Regions from separate parts of the Homo sapiens genome. Here regions 1, 3 and 4 are each linked to region 2. Evidence: chromatin contacts called from ENCODE Hi-C or POLR2A ChIA-PET data. All regions are on one chromosome and are shown on one strand. The core of a region is the stretch at or near the end of the contact, and the rest is flanking DNA. Distances in the headings are between cores, read along the strand shown.

Region 1 (7,594 bases), core at 1,926-4,425, 260 kb after region 2:
CACCTGAGGTCGGGAGTTCGAGACCAGCCTGACCAACATGCAGAAACCCCATCTCTACTAAAAATACAACATTAGCTGGGCGTGGTGGCACATGCCTGTAATCCCAGCTACTAGGGAGGCTGAGGCAGGAGAATCGCTTGAACCCAGGAGGTGGAGGTTGCGGTGAGCTGAGATCGGGCCATTGCACTCCATCCTGGGCAACAAGAGCGAAACTCCACCTAAAAAAAAAAATGAGCAAACACTTGATATTCCACTCATTAAAATTATGGCATATTTATAAAATAAAACAGATCTATATTGTAATGAAATAACTTATCTGTGTCAGAGTGAGAGAGAGATGATGCATTTGCAAGCCAAGAACACCAAAGATTGCCTACAACCACCAGAAGCTAGGAGAGCAGCTTAGGATGGTCTCTCCTTCAGAGAGCCTCCAGAAGGAATGAAGCCTATTGATATCTTGATTTCAGACTTCTAGCTTCCAGAACTGAGAGAGAATAAATTTCTGTTGGTTTAAGCCACCTAGTCTATGGTATTTTGTTACAGCAGCCCTAGCAACAAATACACCGACACTAAAAAACCTGACCGGCCATTGCTGCCACCTCGTACACTCCCCATCATCTTCCTGTCGCTGCCTGAACACTCAGTTACTCCCATTTACTTGAAAGAGCACTTGCCTAATATTCTGAGAACACGGCAGGCAAAAGGGCAAAGAATTACTTGAGGAATGAAGTTTCAAAATAATGAGGGACACTTTTTCACAATGGGAAAAACCGTAGTCAAATCACCAATTTTTGCTGCCCTCATGGTGGGAAAACATCAAATCCAAAGTGAGGTAGGCCTGGAGGAGCTAGCATACGTGAAATGATATTTTGCTGTCTCTTAGAGTACGGTTAATATATTTACCCACTATTTCTGCTTTTAATGTTTTATGAATAATTTTCTTTGATAATTTGATTTTTAAAGGTTTTGCTGAAATTATGCAGAGCTTCATAAAATCCAGAGGCCTTTTTAAAACAGTGAATGAACTGTGGCTGATTTTACTCTGGGTGCAGTAGGAAATAATGCTCTGCACAGTTTATTCCATTCAGCCCCGGAAACCTGACATATAATCATTAATCACAGGCCTGTACTGTTTCTTAATGAAATAAAGATGCTTCCCAATACATTTTGAGAATAAGCATTCTAAACACTAGAATTATAGAATAAAGAGGGCATCTTAAAGAGTGGAATGGTCTCCACAGTGGAGATGTCCAAGAAAGGATATTGGGTAGGGATTCTCTGGAAAAAATTTTGTATTTATCAGAATGCTAGGCAGGGCTTTCAAACTATAAATATACTGTGAAATGAATATAATGGGTTGCAATCAGCATATTTTTAACGGAATGAAATAGAAAATGAGGACAAGGCATAATTTAAATGCAAGGGCTATCTCATGAAACATTTATTTATATATTTATATATGTAAAGTTGAAGTTATGTGTGCATCAGCTTGTGCGTCCACTGCACTACTATTTACAACAGCAAAAACACAGAATCAACCTAGGTGCCCATCAATGGTGGATAAAGAAAATGTGGTACATATACATTATGGAATACTAGGCAGGCATAGAAAAGAATGAAATCACATCCGTCGCAGCAACATGGAGCTAGAGGCCATTATCCTAAGCAAAGTAATGCAGACACAGAAAACCAAATACCACAATACCGCATGTTCTCACTAGTAAGTGGGAGCTAAACATTGGGTACACATGGACATACAGGAACAAAAGACAGTGGGGACTACTAGATGGGGGAGGGAGGGAGGGAAACAAGGGTTGAGAAACTTCCTATTGAGTATTATGCTTACTACCTGGGTGTCAGGATAAATTGAATCCCAAATTGCAGCATCACACAATATACATACTATGGAACTGCACATGTACCCCCTAAATCTAAAAGTTGAAATAAAAATAAACAGTGTAATAAAATTAGAAACAAAAATAAAATTAAAAACTAGAAACAAATAAAAAAAGTTATGTCTGTACTGGGTTGTTTGTTACTGTAGGTCACAGTGAAAAAGTTTCAAAGCCACTGTCTTAGAGGGTAAATGTGATCCAAAATAAGCCACCCATCAGAGGCATGCTGCTGGCATGGAGGGCTGCTTCAGTGGGAGGAGCTGTGTTGAAATCCAGGCTGCCCAGGCACTTCCCAGCAGAGGGTCTGGAGCCAGGACTAAGACAAAATTCTCACTGTGAGATCATCAGGAGGAACCCAGGAGATCAGAGAAGTTCAGAATGTTCAAAGTAGAGGGCAGATGGTGTTGTATGAAGGGGGCAGGCATGAAGACACTAAATGGGCTCAGTCAATTCAGGAAGGAAAGCATAATTTGTCATGGTGTGGAAAAAAAAAAACAAGAAAAACATCCCTTGACCTCCAAAACAATTTTGTTTGTCTTTGAAGCCACTTACATTCAAGAGAAATAATGAAATAATGCCTGTGACAACACCCTGAACCCATAATATTTATTTTTTGTCCTGGGAATACAGTTTCAAAGAATATGTCTTTAAAAAGTAATTTGGCAGTACAGTGGATAAAAGTTAATTTAGAACTTTTCTTTGTGAATCATAAAAAATGTTGTGGGGTATAGTTATCTCCTATGTTGCCAAAAAAACAGAATAAATAAATTAAAATTATGAGCCAAACTTGTGAGCTAACTTCAATATGCCCCAGGCATTAAACACATTCCCCAGTTTTAGATCTAGAGTTACTGCTATACTGAAAATAAAAGTTGACCCCAAATGCTGAATGTAATCATATTGTCCCAACTTCTCTGACCAAGTTACAGGTTATAGTAGAAAAGCAGAAGGCAAAAGATTCAAACTGGTTTCAGTAATACTTTAAAATATTTCTCATATCAACAGGCTCTTGGAAAAAGGTAAAATAGTAAACTTCATGTGGTTTCTAGAAATTATGATTTAGAATGGGAAGATGCTGAAGTTAATATAAAATATTAGCAATACATACAGATTTTATTTATTCTTATCTCTTCATTTCCCAATTTTTTTCTTGTAATACTGAACTCACTGTAAATGAATCACAGATATGAACTAAAAATTGCTCACTAAGTTGTTACAAGCCCTAATAGCTATCTACACTTCATCAGGAACCTTTTTTCTTTTTCAACTTGAGAAGCAGCAGCACGACTCACTCAAGCTGATGCCCTCCTCCCAGAGTGCAGCCTGCACAATGTTTCTTTGGCTTCAGCTCCAGAAAGTGATTTGAGGACACCCACGTGGCTGCAGTGCTGTATCAGCACCTCGATTTCTCATTCTTCCAGCTATTCTTCATTTATTTATTGTAGCAGGATAATTTGAACTAAATACGATCTCCTTTGGACTTTCTGCATTTTTCTATCATCAACAGAAAGGATATATATTGTACCTGAAAGCATATTTCATATTGGATATATTTTTTTATGACTGAGACACACACACGCACAACACACACACACATACACACACCCATTCTTAAGTTACAGTGTACCACTGGCAAACAGGAAGCAGCTAAAAATAAAGCTTGAGAGATATAAATTGGATATCTCCTCTTGGGCCCACAGGCACTTCAATTCTGTATATCCAAATCCAAACCTTTATTATTTATAGCATTCCTCAATAGCTCCAAGTATTAGAAGCCCACTGAGAGATCCCACCATCCCATAAAGAAAATTCTTTGTCTCCTTTGGCCCTCAAATACAACTGTCAAGTCTTATGAATGCTAATTATTTATTACTGGAACTTGTCAATTATTTCCTATTCTAGGTTTTCATTTAGATAAACACCAAAGGCCTACTTGACTTCCTGGTTTGACATTGGCAATCTACTCCCACAACAAGATTCTTCTTCTTCTTTTTTTTTTTTTTTTTTTTTTTTTTTTTTTTTGAGACAGAGTCTCGCTCTGTCGCCCAGGCTGGAGTGCAGTGGAGCGATCTTGGCTCACTGTAAGCTCTGCCTCCTGGGTTCACGCCATTCTCCTGCCTCAGCCTCCCCAGTAGCTGGGACTACAGGCGTGTGTCACCACACCCAGCTAATTTTTTTGTATTTTTAGTAGAGACAGGGTTTCACCGTGTTAGCCATGATGGTCTCGATCTCCTGACCTTGTGATCCGCCTGCCTCTGCCTACCAAAGTGCTGAGATTACAGGCGTGAGCCACCACGCTCGGCCTGTAGATTTTTTTTGAAGCCTTAAAAGACATTTAAAAAATGAGCAAGATTAAATGATAATGCCTAGAGATGCACATTTGGATGAACTATAAGGGAACACAAGGACATGACGCCTGTAGGCACTGGGGCATCAGGGTAGTCTTTGTGGGAAGGGAGGGAACTGGGACTGGGATGTGGCCCATGAAGGGGCTTCAGGGAGTGACTGGCAAAGTCCTATTTCTTGACCTGTGTTGTACTTACCAGGGTGTTTGCGTCAAAATACTTTATCAGCTACACATTTATTCATATAATATTCTACTTTTATTTTTCAATGAAAAGGTTAACGTACATACATAAATCTGATCATGTCACTGCCCTGTTACACCTTTCAGTGGCTTCACAGTACTTGTAAAAAAAAGTCCAAGCTCCTTTATATAGTAGACAAGGCCTGGCAGCATCTGGCTCTCTACCCAAAGCCTCAACACTTGCTAGTTTCCTCCCTACACTAAATTTTCAGTTCCTCAAAAGCACTCTGCTTTCTTTTATCTCCAGGCCTTTGTACAGCAGCTACTTGTGCTTGAACAGTCAAGCACGGCTCCTTTTTCCCCTTCACGTGGCTGGTTCCTATCTGTCCTTCAGGACTCAGCAGGAAAGCCTTCCCTGACACTCCAATGTTGGGCAAAGTATTCCTAGATCTTCCCATTACACACTGTAGTTTCCCAGTCACAGCACTTATCCCACTACTAGTATTAATATGCTAATAGTATTAGTATTTATATCTTCCATAGACCAACAACTCCAGGCAAAAGAGATACATAACACGTCTTGAAATTTTTGTATCTCCAATGCCTAATAAAATACCCAGAACAGAGCAAGTATACAATAAACTTATATTGGCCGGGCGTGTTGGCTCACGCCTGTAATCCCAGCACTTTGGGAGGCCAAGGTGGGCGGATCATGAGGTCAGGAGATCGAGACCATCCTGGCTAACATGGTGAAACCCCGTCTCTACTAAAAAAATACAAAAAATTAGCCAGGCGTGGTGGTGGGCACCTGTAGTCCGAGCCTACTCGGGAGGCTGAGGCAGGAGAATGGCATGAACCCAGGAGGCGGAGCTTGCAGTGAGCCAAGATCACACCACTGCACTCCAGCCTGGGCGACAGAGCGAGACTCTGTCTCCAAAAAACAAAAAAACAAAAAAACAAATACAGTAAACTTATATAAAGTGAATATGTGCATACATTTATCGATAAATGAAAATTGCCTTTGGCATCAATTTATAAGAACACAAAATATAAGTGAAGTAATAAAGATAACAATAATAGTTAACACATTATGCTATGTACTGTTTCATTAACTAATCCTTCATAGTATGAAGTATATATCATATATATCCCCAAATTACAAATGAGGAAACTGAGCCACAGAGAAGTCAAGTAACATTCTCAAGGTCACACAGCTCATAAATGTAATTGGAACACTGGCAGACTGGCTCCACAGTCCTTGCTCTTAATTCCAACAAACTATCGCCTCCCCTTGCTTAACAGCACCGCCATTCATTTCAAAGACTGAAGCAGGTGGCTTTAAAGTGAATAAAAACAAAACTCTGTTGTAGTTACCTGATAAGGAGCACACATGGACATTACATGCATGTAAGAAGATGAACACCAAAATTCAAGGGATCAGGGAGGAGAGAAGGCCAGGTGCAGGAGGAATACTTCAAAGACCAGGTAATCTGAGATTCTCTGCTGAGCTATGCACCAAGATGTCAAATCCTGACATTCTTCCTACTGGCCTCCAAGTACGTCAAAGGTACAGTGTCTCTGTGATTACAGGCTGACAGACAAACGGCTGATGACAGGCACGTCTTCAGAGTGAAAGTGAGACCAGATAAGTAGGAGCAGCCACAGTACGCAGGGCACCAAATCAGTTTCAAAGTTGTATACAGATCCAGGACTTCTGCTCTCAGTAAGCTTAGACTCTCAATAAAAATAAGACAGATTATTCATTCATTCATCCATCCATTCATTCAATATAATTAATTAGTGTCTTTGTGGCAGGTATACCATATGTGGCTCTTGGAACCCCGAAAAATGCTGGGGCTACCCTCAATAAGCTTATGTGCCAGTAGAGGAGACAAATAAACCAAGAATTGCAGTGCAGGCAAAACAACCTATAACAGTTTTGCATGGGTTCCTTGGAACATATGAATCACACTGGAGGGTGGGTATAGAAGATGGAATCTGGAAATTTTCTAGAAAGAAGTTTCTTTGGAGCCGAATCTAGAAGATGTACACTCCTGGTCAGAAAACCAGGCAACCCAGTTATGACTGCAAACCAATGAATTAAATAAAAAGTAACTATAGGAATTGGGTTGGATGAGGGGCTAGAGAACATGTAATGGTGGAAGAAGTTAAGGTGGATCATACAGTCTGGATAGGGTTGGAGAGAAAGGTGGAAGACAAGGTATAAATCAGTCTGTAGGCAGAAAGGCCAGCTCAGGGCTGATCTGCAAACTCATTACTGCCCAAACTGAAGGCAGAGTTGAAAATACCAGTGCCACATGGTCCAACTGGACCACTGGGAAGACCACACATAAATACCTATCAGTGAAAAGCTTTAAAACAATAAAAATCACAAAATTCTAGAAAAAAATGTAAAAAATCTCTAAGCTCTGGATGGGTGAAAATAGATTGATCTTTTTTATTTATCAAAGGTACTTTTTCCTGAAGAGCTCACTTACATTCAAAAATGACAGAATCACCAATAGCAAAATGCATTCGTAGAGTGGCAAGAGTGAAGAACAGAGCAAGGGGAGGGAAGAGAAAAATGACTATGGGTAAATAATGAGCATAGTAGCAGCAGTGAAGCCACAGAACAAGAAGAAGTGGAAGACAGTGAATTTGTAAGAATGAGCAGATATGGCCAAGAGGTCCTAAAAGTTATAGTAATAACTATACACCAAGATACCTGCTAAGGTTATCTATGAGCCCTTGCAGTGTAATAGGGACAGAGAACTTTGAAAGTCATCTGTCCATACAGTTGGCAGTATCAACAAAGTGAGACAAATAAAGTAGATAGAAGAAATAGAGTGACACAAAAAGACATGTAAAAAAGTGAACCATCTTTTCTCTCCCACAAACCACTCTCTCCTCCCCATATTCTCCATCTCATTTGAGTATCAATATGCAACCAGTCACCCAGGGCCATCATTTATGCCTCCCTCTCCCTTACAATTTAAGTTTTAGTACATCTAAGAATCATATAGAGGACTTGTTAAAAATGCAGGTTCTGTGGCCTACTCCAAGAAGATATGATTCAGTGAGTCTGGGCGAAACCCAGGAATCTGTCTTTTTAAGGATACCCAATATGGTGAAAGACTCACACTTTAAGAAAGAGTGTCCTATATCTGATCAA
Region 2 (7,645 bases), core at 3,386-5,885:
GTACTCAAATGCCTGGAACCCTTGAGTATCTATTCATATTTAAGAATAAGACATTAAAGAAACCTTCTATACACTGTGCGTCAGTGGGGCTTGTTTATTCACCAATTGGCAGCCTTCCCACAGAGTGGTAAAATAGGGACCTGGCTGTATCATTGGATAACTTCCTAAAAGTTGACATCTGTTAGGTCTTTCTCTTGGGACAATTGATTTCTCTGGGGAGGAATTTTCCAACCTCCTGCCTTGGAGGCAGAAATCACATATCAAGATGTGATGGGGGAAAAGGAGCAAGAGGTTCATAATTTAGTATTTAGCCTTCCCTATTTCCCATTTTCAGTCCAGTGCCTTTACCCTAAGGATAGGGTCAAGCCTTTGAACCCCCAGGATAGGGTTCATAGCTGGTTTTTTTGGTTCGTTTTCTTCATGAACTAAATCTGTAGTCTTCTATCTGGAAGGGAAAGAGGAGTCTCATGGCAACCTAGCTGTATTAGAGTTCTTCAGAGAGACATAACCAATACTATATACGAGAGGCAATTTATTAGGGAATTGACACATGATCACAGAGGTGGAAGTCCCACAATAGGCCATCTTGCAAGCTAGAGCACCAGAGAAACTGGTAATGTGGCTCAGTCCCAGCAGCCTCAGAACCAGGGAAGCAGAGGGTTTGGCCCCCACTCTGAGGCTAAAAGCCCAAGAGTTCCTGGGAAGCCACTCGTGCGAATCCCAGTGTCTAAAAGATGAATATGGTGCAATCTGATGTCCAAAAGCAGGAAGGAAAAAGGTGTCTTGTTCCAGAAGGGAGAGAGCAAAGAGAGAGAATTCCCTCTCTTTCCTGTTTGCCCCAGCCTAGCCCTCAGCTGACTGTATGGTGCTTGCCACACTGAGGGTAGGTCTTCCTCTCTCAGTCCACTGACTCACAGGTCAATCTCCTCTGGAAACACCCTCACAGATACAGCTAGAAACAATGCTTCACCAGCCATCTAGGCATCCCTCAATTCAGTCAAGTTGGTAGTGACGGGGTTTCACCATATTGCCCAGGCTGGTCTCAAACTCCTGAGCTCAAGCAATCTGTCTGCCTCGGCTTCCCAAAGTGTAGGATTACAGGTGTGAGCCACCATGCCTGGCCCCATACCTTCCACTTTCTTTGCTTCTTCCCTCATTTGGCGGGAGCTTCCTGGGAAATAATAAGAAATAATGTTTCAGGAGAAATTAACCATCACACTGGTGATGGAGAAAATCTAGAGTTGGAGTTCTAACTGTTCCTTATTCAGACTTTCAGTAAAATGATCCTTTATTTAGTTCCAAATGTCACCATCATTTTTAGAAGTATCTTGTGTTTAATTTCTGGAATTTTCAGATTTCTGGGAAGGAGGAGTGTATTAAGATGGAGTAGGGACCCTACTTAGGGGCCCGTGGGCAACCCCCAAGCATGGAAATAAAGGAAAATATTGAGTTCCTTCAAGGAAAATTCCAGGAACCTAGCTAGCGCTGAGAAATAAATGAGCAATTTGATAAACAAAAAGGTAATAGTAGCTTAAAACATTGGCCCAAAAAAGTCAGGAGATGTTTTATTCCCTATAGAAACTTAAGATAACATTTTAACATATGTCCCTGGGTTGTTTTCCAGAAACCCAGATCCCCCACCAAACAGATCTACTGTCCAACATGATTTGACCCCTGATAATGGGAAACTGAAGACTAAATCCTGATCGCTGTTCTTTGTTCTGAATTTCTTCCTGAGGGGCCTGGAGGAGATCACACCCCTGAGCGAGAGCTAATATTCTTTTCTGCTGATCCCAAATTTTTAGACAAAGCTTTGCCTCCTTAGCAAATCAAACGTCAGAAAATCTTTGAATCCACCTGTAACCTGTGCCCCGAACCACTTCAAGATGTCCAGCCTTTTAAAATCAAACCAACGTATAGCTTCCGTGTATTGATTTATGACGTCGCCTGTAACCTCTGCCTCCTCACCTTTAAAAACTCTTACCTGTAAGCAATGTGGGAGTTCAGGTCTTAAGCATGAGCTACTCAATTCTCCTTCCTTGGTGCCCTACAATAAATGCCTCAACTTTCTCTTGCTGCTATCCCAGTGTCAGTGTTTGGCTGTGCTGTGCTGGGCAAGCAGACCCCAGCTGCTGTGCTGGGCAAGCAGAAACCCATACAAGTCAAGACAGTATGACTTGACTTGGTTTTTGTTGACATCGGTTCTGAGTTAAGTTCGTTATTAATCATTCATCTTTTTTTAGCTTTCAAAGTTTTGTAAAATCTCATTAGCTGTTAGTAGTATTATTTTTATTTTCCTGCTATCATTTTAATAGATTTTGAGAGGCAGAGAAATATAAATTTACATGTTTAATCTTCCATGTTTGTCCACAAATTTCCAGAACGATTTTTTTTTTTGAGACAGGTTCTCATTCTGTCGCCCAGATTGGAGTGCAATGGTGCCATTATGGCTCACTGCAGCCTCAACCTCCTGGGGCTCAGGTGATCCTCCCACCTCAGTCTCCCGAGTAGCTAGAATTACAGGCCACATCACCACGCCCAGCTAATTTTTGTATTTTTTTGGTTGAGACGGGTTTCTCCATGTTGCCCAGGCTGGTCTGGAATTCCTGGGCTCATGCGATCTGCCCGCCTCTGCCTCCCAAAGTGTTGGGATTACAGGCGTGAGCCACCGCGCCTAGCCAATTTTTAAAAACATACTATTTATCATCAGATAACATCACCCTCCTATTTAAATACCTCACTAGTTTTCTACCAGGTCCTACATGATTTGGCCCCTGTCTACAACCCTAACCTCATCTTGTAATCATTTTTCTCCTTACCACATTATGCTCTGGTCAAAAAGTGTTCTTTTTGCTCCAGCCTTAGGCCTTCGTTCTTGTTATTTTATCTGTCTGAAATGCTATTTCCCCTGTTGGTGTAAGGTTTGTTCATCAGCACACTCAACCCTTCATCAAGACCTTTTCTAAACATTCGTATCTCTATAATCCAGTTTTCTTTTCTTTCTTTCTTTCTTTTTTTTTTTTTTTTTTTGAGACTCAGTCTCAAAAATCTATTGCTCTGTCACTCAGGCTGGAGTGTAGTGGCACGATCTCAGCTCGCTGCAACCTACGCCTCCCGGGTTCAAGCAATTCTCCTGCCTCAGCCTCCCGAGTAGCTGGGATTACAGGCACCTGCCACCACGCCCAGCTAATTTTTGTATTTCTAGTAGAGACGGGCTTTCACCATGTTGGCCAGGCTGGTCTTGAACTCCTGACCTCAAATGATCTGCCCGCCTCGGCCTCCCAAAGTGCTGGGATTACATATGTGAGCCACTGAGCCTGGCCAATCCAGTTTTATTTTCTTCATAGCACTTATCATGATCAGTTAATTTACTTTTTATTTCCTCTACCTCACCAGCATGTAAGCCTCAAAAATCCTGAATTTTGTGTATTTTGATTACTGCTGCAGCTCCTGTTGCAAGCAAAACGCCTTTCTAATAGACACTCTTTAAATATTTGTTGAATGAAATAAAGCCTGAATGACAAGATATTTGTGATTTTGGGCTAACATGGTGGCTCACACTTTGGGAGGCCGAGATGGGAGGATCATTTGAGGCCAGGAGTTCGAGGCTGCGGTGAGCTATTTTAGCCACTGTGCTCTGGCCTGGGTGACAGAAAGAGTCCTCCTCTCTAAAAATACATACATACGGCCGGGCACGGTGGCTCACGCTTGTAATCCCAGCACTTTGGGAGGCCGAGGGGGGCGGATCACGAGGTCAGGAGATCGAGACCATCCGGGATAACACGGTGAAACCCCATCTCTACTAAAAATACAAAAAATTAGTCAGACGTGGTGGCGGGCGCCTGTAGTCCCAGCTACTTGGGAGGCTGAGGCAGGAGAATGGCGTGAACCCGGGAGGCGGAGCTTGCAGTGAGCAGAGATGGCACCACTGCACTCCAGCCTGGGCGACAGAGCAAGACTCCGTCTCAAAAAATATATATATATACATACATACATACATACAAACCAAGATATTTGTTATCTTGTAACCTTGAGGAAAGAACCTGGTATCCTTTACCTTCGGTGCATAGCTGGGAGCTTGATACCTAGCAGCATTATAAACCCTTTATTGATACTAAAATAGAGTGCTACTCAGCAGGCCCTAGTGTAGACTGCTATTTGCCCCAGGACCTGCCCTGTGAACTCATTCAGATTAAGTATGAATGACCTCAGAGCCCGGTTTTCTCTCCTAGCAATTGAGTGGCAGGAAACTCGATGGGAGAAGGAAAAACTCGGAAATGGGAGGAATGCAAAAATGACTACATCTCTCAGGAGATCGAGACCATCCTGGCTAACACGGTGAAACCCCGTCTCTACTAAAAATACAAAAAATTAGCCAGGCATGGTGGCGGGCGCCTGTAGTCCCAGCTACTCGGGAGGCTGAGGCAGGAGAATGGCGTGAACCCGGGAGGCGGAGCTTGCAGTGAGCCGAGATCGCGCACTGCCCTCCAGCCTGGGCAGCAGAGCGAGACTCCGTCTCAAAAAAAAAAAAAAAAAAAAAAGACTACATCTCCCAGAATGCACTGCATAGAGACCGGCGTGGAGCGGCGCATTCTGGGATTACTTCTTTTCCGTGGGAGTAAGGAAGTGCTTTTGAATGAGGTACTGAGGGCCAAGGTGTTGGAAGTTCCTAATTCTTTCCTCGGTTAACTGTGAAACTCTGCGTATTGGGAAGGCCTGGCCTCAGTCATCAGGCCAGGAGAGGTACTGGACGCCGCGCACGCACTCGTCTGCCAGCGAGGCCCAAAGGGGAAGCCTAGCGGAGCTCAGTGTGGCAGCTGCTGGCCTCTGGGCCGGTAAGAATTGATGGTCCCCTCCCTTATTCCCCAGGCCCAAAGCTTTGACCCAGTTAGTGCCTGCTAGTTTCGTGTGCCTGGCTTGTGCCTTTGGCGCGGAACGTTTGGGAGACTCGGCCTTGCGGTCTTCTGACCTCACCCACCACGTACCTAGCTTGGCACTGGGTCCTTCATGCCTCTCACTCGCTTCCTCTGAGGCACCTGGGTACTCTCTTGTCTCTTACCCGCTTAATCTGAGTCCATGTCCAAGTTCATCATTCTGTGTCTGACCGTGTCCCAGCCACCGGAAGAGAAGAAACTCCGGGTGTGACATTAATCCCACTGGGGGCTCGGGAGAACTGCCTTCTAAAATCAGAGACTGTATCCATTTGTCTGGAGAGAAATGAAAAAAATAAGGACAATGTAGGGAGGTATTTTAAAGGTAAATTTATTTAAATGAAGTGATAGTGTCATTACTTTTCCTGTTTGATTTTAAATAGTCTTTAGCTGAACGATGACCTGTAGTAGGAAGGTGGTGGCGAAGTGATTGCTTTTTTTAAAATTATTTTTTTAACACTTTTATGTCAGTAGTCAGTACTTTATTTGTCCATAAAATCCAAAAATAACTACCTTTGGATTTTACAGTAGTCTTTGACTGAACCTCAGAGAGATGAGATTCCTTACCCAAAATGATGAATCTGAAATTATTACCCAGTTCTCTTGACTCTGGAATAAGTGCTTTTTTCTACTATACCACTTCTGCTTTTATTCTTGGGGCTGAGAGTACAGGCTGTGGAGCACGACGGGGTTGGCATTTTGGCTTCCACCTTTTTCTGCTTGTGGTGACCTGTCTGAGCCAGAATTTCTTTATGTGTAGAGCGATAATAATAGTACTTAAATTACAATAATAGCACTTAAATAGCACTTGATACATGTAAGACTCTAAGTTTACAGTGTTAAACTCTACTTGTAAGATGTGTTTATTTACCTCCTCAATATAATCAGCTTCAGTATTCAGTATTTAGATATATCAGTTGATAAATAGGTTTCTTCTCTTCATTTTTTTCTTACCTGATTTATCTTACCTGGACAATTTTTTAAACGTTATTTTTTCTCCACCTTGGGCCAGAGACATTTTTTGAAATATTTTATTTTTAAAATTACTTGTATTCATTATTATTGCCTTTTTTTAAAAAAAAATAAATGAAATTTTGGTTGATATTTATAAATAAGTTTTTGTATTTGAGGAACAGTAAGTACATTGAAAACTTCTTCATCAAAATAATCCAGCGTTAAAGACCAAGTAATTGTCTCAAATCATTTTATGAAACACATTTTTTCTTCAAATCTTTGAAACCTAATGTTATGTTCTTTTCTAGCTACTTGTCAATACCATGCTTTCCTGTAATATTTGTGGTGAAACAGTAACCTCAGAACCAGACATGAAAGCTCACCTAATTGTTCACATGGAAAGTGAAATTATATGTCCATTTTGCAAGTTGTCAGGTGTGAATTATGATGAAATGTGTTTTCATATCGAAACAGCTCATTTTGAGCAGAATACACTTGAAAGAAACTTTGAGAGGATAAATACAGTACAATATGGAACTTCAGATAACAAGAAAGACAACACCCTACAGTGTGGAATGGAAGTTAATTCAAGTATTCTTTCAGGTTGTGCATCTAATCATCCAAAAAATTCAGCTCAAAACCTGACTAAAGATAGTACTTTAAAACATGAAGGCTTCTATTCAGAGAACTTAACTGAATCTAGAAAATTCCTGAAAAGTAGGGAAAAACAGTCCAGCCTGACCGAAATAAAAGGATCTGTTTATGAAACAACATACAGTCCTCCTGAATGTCCATTCTGTGGAAAAATAGAGGAGCACAGTGAAGATATGGAAACTCATGTGAAAACAAAGCATGCCAATCTTTTAGACATTCCATTGGAAGGTAAAGTTTTCATTTCATTATAAATTATAAGTTTACAGCCTCAATTTAATATGTGGTATTTTAAAAGTTGGTTTGTAAGTCAGCTTACTACAGATGTGTTTTGAAATCCATTTTATGTCTATAACATTTTTCATTTGCTGTTACTGAAATATAAAAGTACATTATGGAAAAGAATTTTAATGCAGATATAAAATGTTTCAGCTACATTGAGAGTAGTTTTGGAACTTTCTGTCTAGTTTCCAGAGGGTATTCTTTTTATTGTCACTAACCCAGTAGCATCTGGACTGTCCTGGACTCTCTGACTTTGCATTGAGTTCTATTTTGACTCCATTATTCTGTTATGATTGGAGAACAAACTCTCTGTGATATCAGTTCTTTTAAATTTGTTGAGGCCTGTTTTATGGCTCAAGACACGAGCTATCTTGGTCATGTTCTGTGGATACTTGGGAAAAAAAAGTGTATTCTGCTTTGTTGGGTGGAATGTTATATGTATGTCACTAGATCCTGTTGTTTATGTTCAGATTATTTATATCCTTGCTTGTTTTCTATAGTAGTACTGTCTAGTAGTTCTATCAATTTTTGAGAAGGGGTTGTTGAAATCCCTGATTATAATTGTAAATTTATCTATTTTTCCTTTCAGCTCTGTCAGGTTTTGTTTCATGTATTTTGAGACTCTATTGTTGGTGTGTACACATTTAGGATCTTATGTCTTTTTCTTATTGTTGAACTTTAAGAATTTGTGGAGCCAGGTGTTGTGGCTCATGCCTGTAATCCCAGCAAGTTGAGAGTCCGAGGTGGGCAGATCCCTTGAGTCCAGGAGTTCGAGACGATCCTGGGCAATGTGGCAAAAGCTCGTCTCTTCAAAAAAAAAAAAAAAA
Region 3 (7,197 bases), core at 3,852-6,351, 280 kb after region 2:
ATAAAAAATTAATATAGCCATACTAAATAAAACATATGAAATAGAAATAACTCTTGGACTCTGCCAGTATTATGTCTAGCACCCAAAGTCTCAAGGCAGCTGGCAGGCTGGATCCTTCAAGGTCAGAGACCCAGCCAAAAGAAATAGTCTTCTGTGGTTATGCCTGAGGAGGGGTGTGGTCTCTGGCAGCACACAGAAATGGCTGGGTCTGAGGTAATGCTCAGTCCCCCCAGGGGCTTATTCCTTGCTCCATTTAGAGAACAATATACCGGCCAGGCACGGTGGCTCATGCCTGTAATCCCAGGACTTTGGGAGGCGGAGGCGGGCGGGCCCCTTGAGGTCAGGAGTTGAAGACCATCCTGGCCAAAATGGCGAAACCCCATCTCTACTAAAAATACAAAAATTAGCCAGGTGTGGTGGGGGGTGCCTGTATTCCCATCTACTCGGGAGGTTGAGGCAGGAATCGCTTGAACCTGGGAGGCGGAGGTTGCAGTGAGCCAAGATCCACCACTGCACTCCAGGCTGGGTGACAGAGAGAAACTCTATCTCAAAAAAAAAAAAAAAAAAAAGAAAGAAAGAGAATAATATACCGCTAACGATTAAAAAAAAATCCTGTATATATTAAGTCCCTAAAAGTCTAAGTCTGAATGCTCTCATCAATGCAATCAGCATTGTGGGGGTTTTAGACACTTTCTCCTTTAACTGAACCCCCATACACACACCCAACGTACATGCAGTGAAAGATCCCTCAACTACCAGCTTTTGAATGTGTGGGAGCTCAGGTGGATAGGGGAGTGGCTCCAGCTATGAGCATATGGGTAAGAAGGCATTAATACATGGAAACTAGAATTTTTCCATCTCACATTCTGTACAAACTTCCCCAAACGTGGGTAAGGTTAATTCATCATGTTCTTTGTCCTCCCCTATGCAACCACACTCCCACCCAGGCACAGAATCACTGTATATTCAGGACTGCTCCGAAGAGTCCCTCACACTGTGGGGCCTACATGCCTAACTCAGCAAAACTCACAATGTGACCCCTGCCACTTCTGCCACATTGCTTCCAGTTACGTAGGATATGTCTGAATATATTTAAACCAGAAAAGCTGATCCTGAAGCATAGAACCTCATTAAGATGTTGTTTTGGGAAGGATGCCATCTCAACATGCCAACTGTTATTGAAGGTTCTCTAGCTATTACTTTGAATTCGTGCAAGGGAGTCAGAGCAGCAAGGTTGTGCATTACTGTACATTTAAAATATTAATTTCCGTCAGAACACCACGTTAGCCAATGCAGAACCCATAGAGATTCTGCAGAACAATCATCTATGAAGACTGAGGAGAAAGAACCGTGGCATTCTCAATACCACAAATGGTGTACTACCTTCCCCATGCCCCACTCAGTGTGCTCAGCCCCCAGTGCTCTCCCAGCTATTAAGGCTTTTGTTGATTCACCCAAAGAGTTGATCTCTCTTGTATCTGGCACATACCTATATCACACCGGACTGTTTCGGTTGTTTACATGCAATGCCTCACAGAAGGTGAGAACCTTCTTCCTCTATGTATCATGGAGCTTAGCACTGAATCTGGCTTTTAAAAGGCAGCATGCTGGCTGTGCTGAACCAAATCCCTGGGCTTAGCTGTTGGTAGAGCAGACCTCATCAATAAAATAAGCATGGAGAAACTTTGTTCCCCCTTATTTGAAGCCAAGGAAAGTGTGGAACTTTCCAGAAAAAAAGTCCCTCTAGGAAACTAATGGGAGAAAACACGTATGAAGCCTAGAAACTTATGTAGCCTAAAAACTATCCACTAGTTTAAAAAGAAAAGAAATTAAATCTAACTAAAATCTAAACCAAACTTGTTTTAGGCTGATAACCTAAAAGAGGAAGTAATACCCACCCATCATTTTAAATCTGTCTAGAAAATTTCACTGAAAAATCTCTATTTCCAGTCATTGAGTTTTCTCTTTGACCTTCCACTCTAGACATTGTGTGTGCTCATTGTACAAAGAGAAGAGCCAAAATTAAATGAAAAGAGTGTTTCAAGATAATTTTAGGTGGACCAAAAATGGACAGGCTTTACGTTAATTTTACGTACTTATTTTAATGTGCATTATGAAAAACTATACCACATCAAACCTGAGATTTCTACAGATATGCAAAACTCCTGTTTAAAATATATTTAAATTTAAAAGTAAAAAAAAAGTAAATGGATATGGCAAAAATTGTTGAAGGTGGTACCTGAATAACTATAGTTTGAGAGATGCCAAAAATGCTTACCGAAACAAAGGGCATTAAAAGCTAATGAGTTTATGGGAATGGTCAGCCCCAACCCTCCCACTTTCTTTATTTTTTAGACGGAGTCTCGCTCTGTCGCCCAGGCTGGAGTGCAGTGGCCCGATCTCGGCTCACTGCAAGCTCTGCCTCCTGGGTTCACGCCATTCTCCTGCCTCAGCCTCCCCAGTAGCTGGGACTACAGGCACCCACCACCATGCCCAGCTAATATTTTGTATTTTTAGTAGAGATGGGGTTTCACCCTGTTAGCCAGGATGGTCTCGCTCTCTTGACCTCGTGATCCACCCGCCTCGGCCTCCCAAAGTGCTGGGATTACAGGCGTGCGCCACCGCGCCCAGCCAACCCTCCCACTTTCAACACTATGAAACAAACACAAACACACACACTATCTCAAAATGTGCCTTCTGTCCTGGAGAAATAAGTCTGAACTTCAAGATGTTTGTGCATGATCTCTCAAGCTATTCACCCCCTACTTCATTGTGTTTCAAAAACAGCAGAGCACTCCCAGGCCCTTTAAATCTTTAAGTTGCACTTCGCCCAGTTCAAGAGCATAGCATTTTCAACATGGCAAAATTACCAGCGACTCTCAGCAGCTGATGCTACTAATAAGTACTTTATCTACAACTCAATTCTCAGGCTGTTTCTGAATGATTCCATTGAGCATCATGTCCCCTGAAATTCTCTTTTTCCTCTTTTAACTCTACAACTTTCATGATCCACTTTTTCTTCCCATTCATTTGTCTTATGTCACACAACTTGGATAGTAAAACATTCTTAAATCTATGAGGTAGGAGGATCAGTTGAGGTCAGGAGTTTGAGACCAGCCTGGTCAACATAGTGAGACTCCATATCCACAAAAATAAAATAAAATAATAAAAAAATTAGCCAGATGTGGTGGCATGTGCCTGTAGTTCCAGCTACTCGGGAGGCTGAGGCAGGAGGATTGCTTGAGCTCAGGAGTTCGACGCTGCAGTGAGCTATAATTGTGCCACTGCACTCTAGCCTGGGTGACACAGTGAGACCTTGTCTTTAAAAAAAAAAAAAATCACGCTGTTACTGCTATAATTCAGATAGCAATTTGATCATCTCTCTGCCTGTATATATTCAGCAGTCCAAGTTTAGCATTACGTGTAGGCCAAGCCACGTGAATTATGAATTACAATTACCTTAAGCAGATCTTTATAAAGCAAAGATAGGCCCCAAATTATTTTGCTGTAATTCTGGTTCCAACAATCCACTGCAGCTATTATGATTCAGCAGTCACACAGAAAAACTTCGTTTCTGTGATCCTAAATGCTTTTCACATATTTGATCTTTTACTCTTCAATAACTTAATATAGCAAAATAGTATTATTTGTTCCACAATAAATTTCAGAGAAAGAACTAGAACTTGCACCTCCTAAATCCTAAGCCAAGATTCTTTCCTTTAACCAAACTAATTTGTGAGAATGTTCAATAACATTAAAAGTTCCATTTTTTTGCCATCCTTACACAAAGAAAGCACAGAAGAATATGCTGAGAAGAAAAAACTGAACACTAAACTAGTACATCAAGTTTCAAAAAAGATTTGGGTTTCAAATGATCTGGGACTGTTTATAGAATGAAACAAATGGTAGTACAAAAGTTCTTTCAATTCCACAGGCTTCAGAAAACAGAGAAAGTATAAGGATGGGAGAAAGAAATCACCCTGTAGAGAGTAAAACATGCCCCAAACTAAGATGGATTAAAAAACCCTCTTATAATATGTGCCAAATTTGAGGAACACAACATAATGATTAACAGTATGGGGCATGGAGTTGGGCAGACAAGAGCATAAATCTCAGCTCTGCTGCCTCCTAGCTTTGATCAACTGACGTCCACTCTCAAAACCTCCCTTCTGTCATCCACAAAATGAAATATGCTTCATGGGGTGATTAGACATGTGTGATGCACTTAGCATAGAACATGACATGAAGAGCTCAATAATATTTATAAAAAGGAAGATGTTTCAGACCTGCAAGATTATACTAACCTATTGATAAAATATTTTATTTGAAAGAAACTAAATCTTCATACTTTACAGGTAAAAATATAAGAACTATAGATGTTAACTGACTAGGGCCAGATCATACTGCTTATTAGAGACTTAGTTGAAATTGGAACACAATGCTTCTCACTCTTCAACACATCACTCATAGTAAGCTCATCACTCACTGGAAAGGAAAGTATACGACCCTTTAAATTTTTCAAGTGTTTGTTAGAGGTTTTGCCCCAAAGAAAAGAATAATAGATTAAATGAGCTATTAACTAAATTTTCTTCCTAGGGTCAGTAATTTAATTCTTCATATACAAAAGGCGACCACTTCTTTTTTCTCCTTTATTCTGTCAGGAGAAAGGCCTGCCGATCTAACAGCGACTGGGAAACACAGTCCCTGGCTGGAAAGCTGTTTCTTAGTAACACATTTATATTACGGAAGGAGTACATTAAAATTTAGGGGACACCTGCTGCCACTGCAAGGCGGATAGGTTAACCTCAGTACAGGGTCTGGTCCTGGCTCCATCACTGCCATCAGTATCTCAGCTGATCATCCTGGAGATGAGATGCTACTTAATGTTAGGCTTCCCTACCTCTCACATATGAAAAACCAGAATGTCAGCATATTCGTTTACCGTCAAGCAGATTGGGAAATATTTTCTGACTTCACAGGAAACCAACACAGGAAGTGAATTATTAGATAACTGTCTGGTGAACAAGTAAAGAATCAGAACAAAGGCAATGGGAAAGGCCCTGAACTTGGGGCAACTTGACCAGTTAAGATCGCTACCATAACTTCATTTGAAGGAGGCTGCTGAAATTGCCAGCAGCTGTCACAGATGTCCTTGGGGGTATCATTAAAGACAAAATTTTAAAAACTGAGTTGTAATCATATTTAGAAAACAAGAGTGAAATGTACATCCCCTATAGCTCCTGCCACCACACCCGCCAAGCTCAGCCTAAGAGCAGCTGCTCCAGTTTGCTCAACTTAATGGATGGGCCCCATAGTTAGTTACATGATTAGGAATAATCCCCCACACTAGAACCAGTGTGCCCATATCCATGGCAAGATTGAACAGGCAGACCCGACAAATGAATGTTCCTGACGTTGCACCCTCTCCCGTGGAAAACAGACAGATGTTGCCGAGGTTAGGCACTGTGACTCGCTTGCTCATGCTTCCATTTAAGTCCAAGTTCCCTCCTCCTTCAGGCCTCCATTGAAGTTTTAGGAAAACCCTGATTGCCTGAGAGCATTAGGATATACTAGACAGGGCTGCATTGCCTTCTCTGATCCATTTTAGGATTTAACTCTCAGAGAAACCTTCCAAGTGCTTTGGGGAACACCTTGCTGTGGTCTCACATACTATTTCACTGTTGCTACATATTTTAACTATAGTAATAAAATGCATATATTTTAAAAGGTCTCCTCACTTTTCTATTTCAGTTTTATTAAATGCATAATTAAAATAATTTTTTGAAGAATGTTTCCTCAATACCAAAGTAAAACCTTACATGTCCTTGGTAAATTTTTGTAGTGAAATAAATCTAACCTTATTCTTAAATATGTCAAATCCTAAGAAAACCTATGGCTTTGGTACTGCAGAATCGTTCCCTAAAATTATACTCCCTGATGTGTAAAGCCCGTGGACTCAGACAAAAAGGAAAATCTTAAAACTGAGAGCTCCTTTTTTTTTTTTTTTTTTTTAAGACGGAGTCTCGCTCTGTTGCCCAGGCTGGAGTGCAGTGGAGCAATCTTGGCTCACTGCAAGCTCCACCTCCTAGGTTCATGCCATTCTCCTGCCTCAGCCTCCCAAGCAGTGGGACTACAGGCACCCGCCACCACGCCCAGCTAATTTTTTGTATTTTTAGTAGAGACGGGGTTTCACCATGTTAGCCAGGATGGTCTCGATCTCCTGACCTCGTGATCCGCCCGCCTCAGCCTCCCTAAGTGCTGGGATTACAGGCGTGAGCCACAGTGCCTGGCCAAAACCGAGAGCTCTTAATCAAAATCAAGAATACTTTTGCTCCCTAAAAGGTAATTTCCAAACAAAAATCCACAATATGAAATGATAGTATATGGAACCTCCAAGAATTTGCACACGCTGCTGAAGGAGTAATTAGAAACCTGAGGCCACACAGCAAAACCACACCATGTATAATAACGGTGTTCACCACCTTAAAATACAACATTAAAAAAAAACTTTAGGTCAGGCTTTTATTAACTGCAGCTCTGTACAGTCAAAGAACATTTCTATCATTGTCCCCTGAAAGGTTTTCATGAAGACAGCACACTTTTTCATTATATAATGTGAAGCCCACTTTCTTTGTTATACCAGTGATGATAATTGTATAACTTCCTTATATTAGAATAATTCATGTAAAATATGTTTAAAGTGCTCACAAACATTTTCTGATGTCAAGTCTGAAGGGTTCCTCCCCCATCCACCAGAGACCACCTGAGTGAGAAATGTAGTGGCTATCTAACTAAATTCATAATTTAGTGGTAGAGGTTAGCCTGGTGCATGTTACTACTAAACTACAAACCATTAGTATCCAGCTTTTCAGAGATTGGTTATCATTTCATATGTAGAAAAAAAGTAAAATCTGTATTATTTTCATGGAGGCAAAGGGAAACGAGGGTAGAGATACGAGTGTACAAACGTCACTTATGAGAGTACTGGGGCATCTAATTTTGCTTACAGAAGGCCAAAAGAGAAAATGAAACGGTTACACTTTCTAAGATAAGCTATAAATAAATTCTAGCTTATCTAGCAGTCTAACAATTGAAGATCTTCTGATTAGTATTTCTTTATTACAATTTTAGTTGATTTTCTTAATGATGGTTTTAGAATACACTATTCTAAATTATTTTCAGAATTTTTTATTTTAA
Region 4 (6,854 bases), core at 4,355-6,854, 300 kb after region 2:
TTAAAGACTGAACAAACTACTCCATTCAAGAAATAAACAGATCGCCTCAATAATCTTTTCTTCTCTTTCCAAATTAAAATCATTCCCTTCTTCTTTGTGATCTCTAACAGGCTCTCTGAACACTTTTCCTCCAGCAGGTTTATACTCTTCTGGGCATCTGAAAGAGGATCTGGAATCCACACCCTCAACAGGCTGGAACTTGCCTACACATGGCAGAAGTAAGGAACACAATCAGTAAAGGTAAAAATCCTGAAGCCAGCTAATGAGAACTGAGCAATCGGCCCAGGGCTTTGCAGGAATTAGAAGTGGCCCCACAATGGAATCCTCAGAAGGCATGAGAAGAGATAGAGAGAAGTGGAAGAGGACGGGGCTGCGGAAAGGGGGTCTGTAAATAGCCAGTTACATTAGTCTAGGAAGCACATAAGCATTTTAGGGAGCTGATGGTTCATGAGGAGTAGTGAGTAGTAAAAGGGATAATAAAGTAGACAACAGGAAAATAAAATGTTAGAGTCTTTAATAATATGAATTTGGAGTCACAAGGGATAAAAGTAGGATTAAATGTGTAATTTAAGTTAATCTTCTATTTAAGGTATACCACTAATGACTTGAAAATGAAAGACAAGTCTTTTACCTTTAGTATTTCCATTTCCATACCCCTAAAATGAGGGTAAGACACTAGCTCTATATCACTGTCCATTTCTACTACACTAAAATATTAAAATATTTGAATTCTTTGAAAAAAAAGTTAAAAGTACTGGGCAATTTCAAAATGCAAGTATTTATGTAGATGTATGTTCAGGGATTTTCCTTTACGGCAATTCTCTAAATGCATATGAATTTATAAGTGAGAGTTTACTAATAGTAATGGTCCTGCTATCCTATGCACAATACCTTGTATTTCTCTTTCTAGTTTGATTCTTTTCTGCAAGACTTCAGCATCAACTAATCAAGCCACTCTTCTATACATAACTAGAAGTTGTGAAACACTAAAGTGAGATGATAGAAATTTGGGATACATTTATTTACCATACACATAAAAAAGACTTTGAGGCAGGATCTTGCTCTGTCGCCCAGGCTGGAGTGCAGTGGTGTGACCATAGCTCACTGCAGCCTCGAACTCCTGGGCTCAAGTGATCCTCCCATCTCAGCCTCCCAAGTAGCTAGGAAGAAAGATTTTTCTTTAAAGAAAAATTATTTCAATTAAACATACTATCCAATTAATGAACAGTTTAATTTTTAAAAGCATATTTCCTATTAGAATGGGGCATTAGAGTTGAGAAGACTTTGTGAAACATACATTCTTCATTATTGTTATCATCAAATGGTACATCGATCAGTACACCTCAAGAGTTTGGGATTTTAATCTCTACTTCCCATTCTAATTCACCATATGAATTTCATAGGAAAATAATTTTCCTTTTCAGTACTCTGGGCTTATATATAACTTGCCTCATTGCCATGTTGGGCACCAACTTGAGGTATAAAGAATTTTGCTGTGTCACCCAAACATTTGCTGGTAATTTGGTGCTCCCAGAGAGTTTTATTCTAGCAATCACTATAGGGGAAGATAACATAATCCCATGAGAAAACCTTAACATATTTGCTATGGTTTGAATAACTGCCACCTCTAAAACTCATGTTGAAACTTTACCTCCAATGTGGATGTGGCAGTATTGAAAGGTAGGACCTAGAGGCGATTGGGTCATGAGCCTCTACCCTCATGAATGATTAATCCATTCATGGATTAATAGGTTAATGGATTCATGGGTAATCACGGGAATGAGACTGATAGTTTCACAGGAAGAGAAACCTGAGCTAGCATGAACAACTCCCTCACCATGTGAGGTCCTGGATCACCTCGGAGCTCTGTAGAGTCCCCACCGGCAAGAAAGCCCTCCCCAGATGCAGCCCCTCAACCTCGGACTTGGGCTCCATAACTGTAAAAAATAAATTCCTTTTCTTCTTAAGCTACCCAGATTCAAGTATTCTGTTATAAACAATAGGAAATAGAGTAAGCATTTAAGAACTGTCCTATCCTCTTCTCAGGCACATTCTTTTAGTAGGGTTATGTCACTAAATCTCTTCAGGTGCCCTACCCACTCCTTCAAAATAGTAAAGATCCAGCCCCCTCAGCAAACAGAATAATAGTATCCACTATAATGAAGTTCCCTCTACCACAGATTCTGGCTCTCCTCAAAGGCCTGCCACAAACACATCCTAAGTCAGTAACAGTATTTCTCTTTTTTTATTTGGGGAAGGGGCAGTGGGGTGGTGAAAAAGGATAATATTTACTATATTTATGATTCAAGTATGCTAATGGTTATGTAATATTTAATATATGCTACAACCACAAAATGCTAGTCTTTTGGGAGTTTCTTCTGAAAGAGGATCTGGAATCCACACCCTCAACAGGTTGGAGCTTGCCTACACATGGCAGAAGTAAGCAACACAATCGGTAAAGGTAAAAATCCTTTGACAGTTTCAGGTTATGTAATATTTAATATATGCTACAACCACAAAATGCTAGTCTTTTGGGAGTTCCTTTTTGAAAACAAAGATTACCAATATACTAAAACTCAAATTTAAATATTTTTTCTTTTTTTCTCTACAATTATTTATTGAAATAATACTATTGAGTGAAAATCATGCAATTTCTTTCATGCAACACAGTGTGATCCAAGGCAAGTATAAATAAATACCAAAATATTGTATCACAAATAACATTAAGAAATGTATAAATATTTTATTGTTTAATCGCAAAATGCACTTTCATCAGTGATCTTAAAGCACCTTTTCAGAAATTAAAAAGAGACTATAACGAGGCACTGGGAAGCATCTGCGAAGTTAAGAGCTTCATCTCATGGATGACCACCAGGTCCTCTCAGGGCAGCACTGCGAGATATTGAACCGGACAGCCCATAAAATCTCATTGAAAGGAACTGTATTAGCTTGTTTCTGAACGAATTTCGTAAATACTAAAGCAGATGTACACACAAACATTAGTCACTAAGATGGTCCTGATCTCACATAGCAAACCTAGTTGATGTCTCACCCAGTGCTTTTTCAACAGGTCCCCAAGATCAGGAAGGACAGCCTCAATCTAGCAGTATTGAGAATGGAACCTAATAACCCCATCATGGCAACTGCCTGTACTGTTATCAAAGTATCTCTTGGTCAAAGTTTCTTTTCAGATGGAGTCTTCTTCTGTCGCTCAGGCTGGAGTGCAGTGGCACAATCTCGGCTCACTGCAACCTCCGCTTCCTGGGTTCAAAAGATTCTTCTGCCGCAGCCTCCCAAGTAGCTGGGACTACAGGCGCGCGACACCACGCCCAGCTAATTTATTTTTTGTTTTGTATTTTTAGTAGAGACCGGGTTTCACCATATTGGCCAGGCTGGTCTCGAACTCTTGACCTGGTGATCCACCTGCCTCGGCCTACCAAAGTGCTGGGATTACAGGCGTGAGCCACCGCACCCAGCCCTTTTTTTTTTTTTTAATTCCCCTTCACTTGGTGACTGTACTTTCAGTATTTTTTAAACTGTCAGAATGTACTTTTTAGGCCAGTGTTTTTATTTAACTAAAACTTCATAAAAACGGATACTGACGTCATATACTAGTCAATGAAAAATAACTCTTCCCAAGCTCAAACTTAGGAAGTGCTGCTTATTGATGTTTCTCAGGTTCTACATTAGCAGCTCCAAGAGAGCTAAGGCTGATCTCATATACCTGTGTATGTAACCTAGGTAACCAGCACTATCTTGCACTTTTTGCTGAACCCACACAGACGGGTCACTAGGTGATGGAGACATCAAATTCAATCTGTTATCTTCTCCATTTTTACTAGAACAGACCTTACCTACATACTTCAGAAAAGAACTTATATCTGTATCGTGACCGTCAAAGGAAGAGGTCACAATACAGAAATCTAAGTATTTGCATGAAACAAATACTCAGATAATCCTATATTTTATTTTCTTCCATGCACATTAGGTTTTTTGTGATCCCATTTAGTAATATAGTTAGAATACTCTATACAATATTGTTTATCACTATTTCACATAGAGATTATCATTGAGAATTTTGTTTTGTTTTGTTTTGAGCCTGTCGCCCAGGCTGGAGAGCAGTGGCGCAATCTCGGCTCACTGCAAGCTCCGCCTCCTGGGTTCACGCCATTCTCCTGCCTCAGCCTCCCGAGTAGCTGGGACTACAGGCGCCCGCCACCACGCCCGGCTAATTTTTTGTATTTTTAGTAGAGACGGGGTTTCACCGTGTTAGCCAGGATGGTCTCGATCTCCTGACCTCGTGATCCGCCTGCCTCGGCCTCCCAAAGTACTGGGATTACAGGCGTGAGCCACTGCGTCCGGCCGAGAAATTTTTTAAAAACTTGAGGGAATTACTTAAAGTTTAAATTCTATAATGTGAAAAATACTAAAAATATGTATAAGTGAGATCTTTCATGCATTTAATTAACAGTGCTAAACCATGACTTTCTAAACCATGACCAACGAAAAAATTTTTAAAAAGAACTTTATTACACGAAGATTCCTAGAACTAAAAGCGTCATTGCCTGACCTAAAGAATTTCAGGTAAGTGAGGTTCACCTCCTGATTTTAACCAAAGGCTTCGGTTTCCATCTGAATGCCAGCCGGCTTAAGAGGAGGCTGCTGCTTTAAAGGAGCGATATAAACGAAAAAGTTCTCAGGTCACAAACTTAGCTCAGATTCCAGCCCCGACAGATCTTGAGCCCATGTGGCATCGCTTTCAGAGCTTCCCAGTCTGTGAGTCAAGCCCCCGCCTCCTCCCCTCCCCGGGACTGCCTCGGGGATGAGGTTTACTAACAATTTCTCCGAGTGCCGGCGGAGCCCAGGAGCGCTGGAATCCAGCGTCTGGGAGAGGCTTGGGGAGCTCTTCCTCGGCTTCTGCAGCCGCAAAGTAGGGTTGCCAGCGCCAGGATCTGCACACAAGCCGCCGCCACCTCCCCTGCCCCCAAATGGCTGGGGTACGGAGGGAAAGGAGGACGCGAGGGTGTGCCACCCAACCCCGCAGAGTGAAGCCGAGGCCCCAAGGACCGTCGAGGAAATCGCGGCTGGGCCGGCCAGATCCGACGCACGGAATGCGATCTCCAGGTTCTCATCGTGTTCCCGGCTCGGTGCTCGGCGTTCAAGGGGGTGGGGAGGATCGAAAAGCTGCCCCTCGAGGCTGCTCCGCCGCCGGGGAAGCCCGTGGCTCAGGCTTCACGCGTCAGGCGCTCTCTCGGAGTCCAGCCGAGCCGGGCCCGGGCGCGCAACCCGCGGCGCTCCGCTCTCAGCCGGGGACGTGGCTCTCCGTCTCCCGCCCGCGCCGGGACAGCCCCGAAGGCTACCCGCCCGAAACTCCCGAAGAAAGTTGCGCCGCGCGCCCCAGCTCGTCCCTTGCGCGCCCCTCCACTTACCGCTCCCAGCCGAGGCTTCGTTCTCTCCGGCGTCGCCTCCGCAGCCTCCAGAGCCAGCTCCCGGTCCTCCTCACTCCAGGGCGCCCGGGCTCCCGGCCCCCTCCGAACCGAGCCCTCCGCGCCCCCGCCGCGCCATGCCCCGGGATGCGCTGCTGCAGCCTCGGGCGACGCTACTGAGAGCCGGGCCGGCGGGGGCGGGTAGGTGTGGGCGAAAGGGGCGGAGGGAGGGACGCGGCGGGCGCTGAGGCTCCGCTGGAGGGGGGAGGAAACCGCAACGTCACCAGAGCCAGAGGAGACGAGGATGAGGAGAGGGAAACGGGGACCCCCTCCCCCGGCCGAACCCCGACCGCAGGCCCGCCCCGCTTTCTCCCGCTCCTCCTCTCCCGGGACTCGCCGCTCGCAGCTGTGCTCGGCCTTCCACGCCACCCGGCCCGGACTCCACCCGCACCCCCGCCCGCCAGGCCTCTTTGGCTCTAACTTGTTCTAGTTTCTTAGGACTCAAACGCTTCGGGTTCGAGAATCACACCCAAAGGAAAGGTAACTTTTGGAGGCCCAGGGGGAGGAGCTGATGCTTCCATACTACTCTGCGAGAGGAAAGCGAGGAAGACGTTAAGACTCTTACTACCGGGACTGGTGCCCACTCCAGTCTGCCTCCTCCCGAATAGTTACTGCCTCTTTTCTCTCGAATTCGGTTTTACTCTCTTCTCAAAGAGAAGTTAGTGGGAGGGGGGACTTTGGGGCGGGGGTCACCTATAGAGAAGCAGTTCTCTTTTTTACTGTACCAACAAAATACACTAAATCCAAGCGCACCGAACCCTGCAAACGGAACAGATTTTAATCACAGAAGGTCAGGAGCAAAGCATTTAATGTAGGCAGCTCACAAACAGAAATTTATCTTACGCGGTGGGGGGGTGTGTGTGTGTGAGAGAGAGAGATCCCTCATGCACCCAAGTTCAGGTGGAGCATTTGCAACCTTGGTAGTCACAGCCTCCTGGAGAAGAGTCCTCCTGTTTTCCAAAAATCAGCCACTGCTCAAACACGCTCAGCCAGGTCCAACCAGGCCCCAAGGAGATGTGAGGTAGGATCAGGGCCATCACCTCAGGAATACTTTGCCCCTTCCACCTCCACCCAGTGTGTGCAAGTAACCTACCAGACCTAGATTGTACAGAAGTGAAAGATTTGTAGGATACTTACCCATTCATTAGAATGAGAGATATTTTACTGGGAGCAGTGCTTTTCTCCATGAGTTCTGAAGGGCACCTCCATCCAATTCCTCTATCCTCAGAGGTTCTCACTTCTATTTGGCCAAATAAGGAAAAAATGTGGATGTCTCAGTTTATGCTTCTCTTTTTCAGAAATTGCATTTAAGAGGAACTCCTTACAAACAGGTCAAGAGGAAGTGGTACTATTAAATTTTTTAAATGT

Evidence for each region. Hi-C counts contacts between places; a loop is a spot of excess contacts on that map. ChIA-PET counts read pairs that join two places held with the same protein, here RNA polymerase II (POLR2A). Pooled maps may share reads with other maps.
Region 1: a map of OCI-LY7 shows a loop between it and region 2 (2.2-fold over the local background). The contact joins the enhancer-like site here to the promoter of ZUP1 in region 2. A Hi-C loop is called at or near these places in 1 of 168 maps with a recorded cell type or tissue (OCI-LY7), 13 of 37 single-sample maps with no recorded cell type and 3 of 50 pooled maps.
Region 3: a loop to region 2 is called in a map with no recorded cell type, with 6 times the contacts of the local background. The contact joins the enhancer-like site here to the promoter of ZUP1 in region 2. A Hi-C loop is called at or near these places in 13 of 37 single-sample maps with no recorded cell type and 5 of 50 pooled maps. POLR2A ChIA-PET finds 5 or more read pairs at or near these places in 1 of 52 experiments (T-cell).
Region 4: a loop to region 2 is called in a map of GM12878, with 2.3 times the contacts of the local background. The contact joins the promoter of DSE here to the promoter of ZUP1 in region 2. A Hi-C loop is called at or near these places in 1 of 168 maps with a recorded cell type or tissue (GM12878), 6 of 37 single-sample maps with no recorded cell type and 9 of 50 pooled maps. POLR2A ChIA-PET finds 5 or more read pairs at or near these places in 2 of 52 experiments (OCI-LY7 and naive thymus-derived CD4-positive, alpha-beta T cell).

Annotation. Positions count from the first base shown.
Region 1 is chr6:116,407,057-116,414,650 of GRCh38, reverse strand. The region is part of intron 2 of DSE (dermatan sulfate epimerase); the gene reads right to left. Among named protein-coding and RNA genes, the nearest start is that of DSE, 40 kb to the right of the region's middle. Within about 2 kb of position 3,175, at least 8 of the 41 ENCODE cell types and tissues checked have a DNase peak (open chromatin) inside an H3K27ac peak, as active enhancers do.
Region 2 is chr6:116,665,756-116,673,400 of GRCh38, reverse strand. It overlaps ZUP1 (zinc finger containing ubiquitin peptidase 1), which reads left to right and starts at 4,635. Exons shown (of 10, transcript NM_145062.3): 1 at 4,635-4,835; 2 at 6,194-6,767. The coding sequence starts at 6,209. RefSeq lists an enhancer at 4,611-4,800 and a silencer at 5,562-5,711.
Region 3 is chr6:116,390,580-116,397,776 of GRCh38, reverse strand. All of the region lies in intron 1 of DSE (dermatan sulfate epimerase), which reads right to left. Among named protein-coding and RNA genes, the nearest start is that of DSE, 23 kb to the right of the region's middle. RefSeq lists an enhancer at 6,948-7,107. Within about 2 kb of position 5,101, at least 7 of the 41 ENCODE cell types and tissues checked have a DNase peak (open chromatin) inside an H3K27ac peak, as active enhancers do.
Region 4 is chr6:116,369,697-116,376,550 of GRCh38, reverse strand. DSE (dermatan sulfate epimerase) reads right to left here and starts at 5,604. Exons shown (of 6, transcript NM_013352.4): 1 at 5,430-5,604. It overlaps LOC100287467 (a long non-coding RNA gene), which reads left to right and starts at 4,832. Exons shown (of 1, transcript NR_148944.1): 1 at 4,832-6,854. RefSeq lists enhancers at 4,733-5,233, 6,748-6,797 and silencers at 5,231-5,525, 5,288-5,817.